Regions from separate parts of the Homo sapiens genome. Here region 2 is linked to region 1. A link is a loop called in an ENCODE intact Hi-C map of the cell type or tissue named here. Cell type or tissue: endothelial cell of umbilical vein. All regions are shown on one strand.

What was found. Hi-C counts contacts between places; a loop is a spot of excess contacts. Peaks named below come from ENCODE experiments on the same cell type or tissue, not always from the same donor. Only the 100,000 strongest peaks of a DNase experiment are listed, where the experiment ranks them.
Region 2: a loop joins it to region 1, with 13 times the contacts of the local background. A loop is called at or near these places in 1 of 110 quality-filtered maps.

Annotation. Positions count from the first base shown.
Region 1 is chr7:107,595,810-107,598,309 of GRCh38, reverse strand. DUS4L-BCAP29 (DUS4L-BCAP29 readthrough) reads right to left here. Exons shown (of 13, transcript NR_163941.2): 10 at 2,308-2,443. It overlaps BCAP29 (B cell receptor associated protein 29), which reads right to left. Exons shown (of 8, transcript NM_018844.4): 5 at 2,308-2,443. Among named protein-coding and RNA genes, the nearest start is that of BCAP29, 17 kb to the right of the region's middle. In endothelial cell of umbilical vein, no CTCF peak of the experiment used is centred here; a DNase peak (open chromatin) is centred at 1,289; H3K27ac peaks cover 2,500 bases.
Region 2 is chr7:106,537,412-106,539,911 of GRCh38, reverse strand. No RefSeq gene overlaps it. Among named protein-coding and RNA genes, the nearest start is that of CTB-30L5.1, 60 kb to the left of the region's middle. In endothelial cell of umbilical vein, no CTCF peak of the experiment used is centred here; a DNase peak (open chromatin) is centred at 1,031; H3K27ac peaks cover 2,500 bases.

The DNA.
Region 1 (2,500 bases):
AGAAAAAAATTTCTCCAAATCTCTTTTAATGTGTTGCCTACTTCAAGTTGAAAACAACTCCAGCTATTACTTCACTGAATTCAGTTCATAAAATCTCCAGTGATTACCCAAATTAGAAGAGAATCATTGAGTTGCAGGAACGTTTTCGCTGACTGCTTGAATTTTCATGCCATTGACTTGGAAAAGGTGGATTTGTGTTAGTCTTGTAAATAAGCTTTCACTACTGCACCTGTAAACTTGCCTAAATTTATGATGTGTAACTTGACGCTGGAGAAAGACCAAGAACACTGAAATCTGAAATTTAATGATTACCAGCTACAACAATGCAAGCGTTCACTGTCTAATCCAAATTATCCCACCTTGGTTAAGTTACGTGGCTGGAAAAAAAAATCAGGACAAAGTAAAGCTCTATCACACTGAAGAAGTAAAATTAAAAGTTAATTGGTCTTTCATAATTATTTCATTTCTTTAACTGAATATCAGAACAGAAAGTGGTCATAGGTACCACGTGGAAATTGTTCTATCAGATAACATAGGAGTTGAGGGCACAAAATAATGTGGTTATGAATGTGGATTCTAGAGTCAGGCTGCTTAGGTTCAAATTTTAGTTCTGTCACATATTAGTTGAATGATCTTGTACAAGTCACTTAACCTTTCTATGCCTCCATTTCCTCATCTATAAAATGCAGATAATAACAATACCAAACTCAAGGGACTTTTGTGAAAATTAACAGTTAAAAACCTTGTTGTGAAGCATATGAAGCAATACCTGGCACAATGTTAACTATTATTTATAGCTAAGGAACTTTGAGGCCCATTAACATAGGTGATTTGTGCTAGGTCACATGTTGGAACTAGCACCTAAGTCTCTCGGATCTCAGGGTAATGCAGTTTCCACTGGATAATGTGTCTCTGATAGAGAATGAAGAGGTATGGCTGGGCGCGGTAACTCTTGCCTATAATCCCAGCACTTCTGGAGGCCAAGGTGGGAAGACTGCTTGAGGCCAAAAGTTTGAGATCAGTCTGGGGAGGAAGGGAGGGAAGGAGAGGAAAGGAAAGAAAGGAAGGAAGGACAAAACAAAGGGGGTGTTTTCACAAGCTTATCTTTCCTTAGCTTATTTTTCAAAACCTACATGAAGTACCTTGAAACAGACGTCATCTTTTATATTCTCACTTATGGCCTTTGTTGGTCACTTTATTGGTCAATTAGTTATACTCTGGGCACTGACAGCTGCTTTTATGTGCTGCTCAAAGACTTTCTCCCCACTGTGTACTGGCTTTAGCCCAGCATATCTGTGCCTCCTCTGATTGGGTCACAGCTATGCAGGAAGCAGCAAATCAGGACAGTATGGAAACAAAGGAGAGGAAAACAAACAAACAGAAAGAATAAATCACGCAGGGTCAAGGAATTGGTAATCATGACATAAGTTTCCTTGCATGGGTAAATGGTTCTGAAAACAATTCCAAGAGAAAAGTTGCAAAAGTATTTTGAGGAAGGTGCTTTTTTTAAAAGGGCAAGACTAATTTAAGTGTATTAAGTATGGTATGTATGAAAAAAATAACACTTTCCATTTTCTTAGAGCTAAAGAATAAGAGAAAAACAATTGAAGAGGAAAAAAAGCAGTGTTCTGATGGTTACAAATCATTACTCCAAAATGATGTGTATAATTTTAAATTAAGATATGTACATGATCAGTTGTTCTATAAATACAAGGCTGCGTGCTTTTGAGTTTAGTTAACACTATCAATCAAAGCTTTAATGACTGTGTTTTTATTTTTGCCACTGTGAAATGAGATCAAAAGATAGAAAATAAAGGAATAACATTAAAGATTTCAAATATTATGTGCAATTATCAATCTAGCATCAATGACGTTTCTCTGCTTTCTATAAACCAATCATTTAAAAGAAAACGAAAATCTAGGCTTAAAAATACTTTAACTGAAAAAGAAATAGAAACAGTTATAAAGACTTGCTTTAGATTATAAAGTAAACTTAACGGTAATGAAGGAATTAAAATTCATATTCCCAGAATACTATTTTCTCCTTAAATCACAGAAAATAGGTCCAATGGTATAAATCCACTATGGAGAAAAAGCAAATCTAAATAATAGTAAAAATATTAGTGTGAACAAGCATTTCTAAAGAACAGTAAAACTATTCTTGAAATAATCATTACATAAAATATTGTTAATTATGGTCATTTTCTGCTTATAAAATATAAAAATGCTCTTTTTGATGCTGAAAACAAATACATTACTCCTCGGGAACACCAACAACATTTAATTTTTACAAAGAAAATTAAATACCCTTTTTAGTTTTTCGTTTTCTTCCATAAATTTTTTGGCAGCCTTGTTAGTATTTTCTGCTTGAGTTTTAAGTACACCTTTGTTTGACAGTTCTTTTGCCAGTTGAGTAATAAGCGTAACCAGACGTCTCAAAACTCTAAGAAAAAAAACCAGAATAATGTATTACTGGCCAATCACCAGAAACTTATTTTAA
Region 2 (2,500 bases), 1.1 Mb after region 1:
GATTTATTTTAGTGTTTAATATTGCAAGTGTTTTGGTCTTTATTTAGAAGTTTCATAATGTTTTTGTGACCAGAAATACGCCAAAGGAGCTTAACTCTTGTTTATATCAATTAGTCTGTGGCAAAATTGGTTTCCTCATATGTTTTTTCACTTAAAGTCAGAGTTTCCAAGAACCTGTCAATAATGTTAAGTGAGGACTTACTGATATGCATATATGTGTGTCTGTATATCTATATATATATGAACTTGGTATAGGCTAGTGGAGGCATCCCAAAATAGTGGGGAAAAGATAGGGTCTCATATGACATATAAAAATCATCTCCAATGGATTAAGTAACTAAATGGGAAGGAGTGAAATGATAGAGCTAACACAAAGGAAAAAAAAGCTAGGAGAACATTTGTGGTCTCTGAATGAGGAGGGTTTTCTTTTAAAAATCTAAAAAGCAGAAAATTTGTATCAAATCCAAGATTTAAGGTCATTAAGATGATGGTCATTATAGAGTTAGCAGGTAAGTGACAGTCTGGGAGAAGTTTTTTGTTTTTGTTTTTTTTTTTTTTTTTTGACATTATCCCCAAGTGCCAATGGATTATCAGCGAAGGAATTTCTAAAAGAGCAAGAAGAACCAGAAAAATGGTCAAAGTTTACAAATAGGCCAGTCTCAGAAGGGGAAACCCAAATGGCAGAAATATGGAGAATTGTACAATTTTCACCAGCAATCAGAGAAAGGCAAATTAAAGCAGGGAATCATCACCTTAAACGCATCATAGTGGTGATTATTAGATAGTTAAAGGCAAGGATTGCATTTAGAGGTGAAAAAGTGATATCCCTTTTTCTAAAAAGACACAGAGTTCACAGAGAAATGGGAACCCTTGGGCACTGCTGGTAAATTATAAAAAGCACACCCATCTGGGGAAGCCTTCAAACAGAGCTTCCCCCAGGTCCGCAAAGGGAACTGTGTGAGAATGTTCATGACAGTGTGCTTATGGCTACAGGGGACTGGAAGCCACCCAAGTGTCCACCGAATAGTAAATACGTAATATATGGCAGATGCATCCTGTGGGACATTGAGCTGTAGTTAAAAGCAATGAGATAAATGCATGCACGGGAACATGAATAAACTTAAAAACATCCTGGTAGATGAAAAATGTAAGAAACAGGATATGATTTGGCACCATACAATCCTAGAATCAGAACGACACATTCTTTAATATGTGCCCTGTATGGAAATTTTAAAAACAGAATTCATTCAAATTTCTGAGTAAATTGTAGCTGATTGCCTGCTTTTCTCAAAAAATTAAGAATATATTTTATTGTCTGCGTGTGTCTTTGCTGCTGAGTTTAAAACTTGAAGTGCACCCACAGTTCTTGGTGTTGTGCCTAACATAGAGCAGGCCTTTAGTAATAGTTACTACGATGAGCTGTTCCTACCCTAAATTATCACCTTATAACATTTAGATGTGAAAAAGTGACATGTCTCATTCTAGAAAGACACAGAACTGGTAACTATCATATTGCTCCCACATTTGTTCCTGAAAGTAACCAGAAATGATTTATGAGATTAAGTAAGGATAGTTGAAGGATAGTTTTTATTTGTGTTGAGTTGTTAATTCTTCAGCTCAGGAGCTGGCAAACCATGGACAACAGGCCAAATCCAGTCATTGCCTATTTTTATATGGCTAGGAGTTAAGAATGGTTTTCACATTTTTAATAGTTGTTATATAAGTACCTAAGTAACATCCTCAATTTTGCCTCTTGGCCTTTAAAGCCTGAAGTATTTGCTATCTGACCCTTTACAGAAATGTTTACCAATCCTTGCTGTAGTATATTTATTTACTGAACAAATAATTACTGAGACCAATGGTATACCAGGCACTGTGCTAAGTGGGGACAGAGCAGTGAAAACAAGAGGCCAACTCTCTTCTTTTATGGTACTTAAATTCTTGTAAAGGAGACAAATAATCAAGGTAAAAAAATATAGCATGACAGAAAAGTGCTATGAAGAGTAATAAAGCAAAGGGGAACAGAACGGTTGAATGAGGTGTTTTCAAAAAAACATGGCTTTTCTTTAGAAAACATTGCAACATGTAAACTTTAAGTAAATGTCTTATTTGTTAGTATAAGTCAAGTATAGTCATGCAGCATTTAACAAAGGGGGGTATGTTCTGAGAAACGCATCGCTAGGGGATTTTGTCATTGTGCGACATCATAGAGTGTACTGTACTTACACAAACCTAGATTGTACAGCCTACCGCACATCTAGGCTGTATAGTATATAGCCTATGGCCCCTGGGCTACAAACCTATACAGCGTGCTACTGTACTGAGTACTGTAGGCAATTGTAACACAATGGTAAGTATTTGTGTGTCTACATATGTTTAGACATAGGAAAAGTATAGTAAAATACAGTATTATAATCATATGAGACCACCACCATATATGCAGTTTGTCCTTGAAGGAAACTTCATTATGAGATGCATGACTATAATTTGTTTTCTGGTC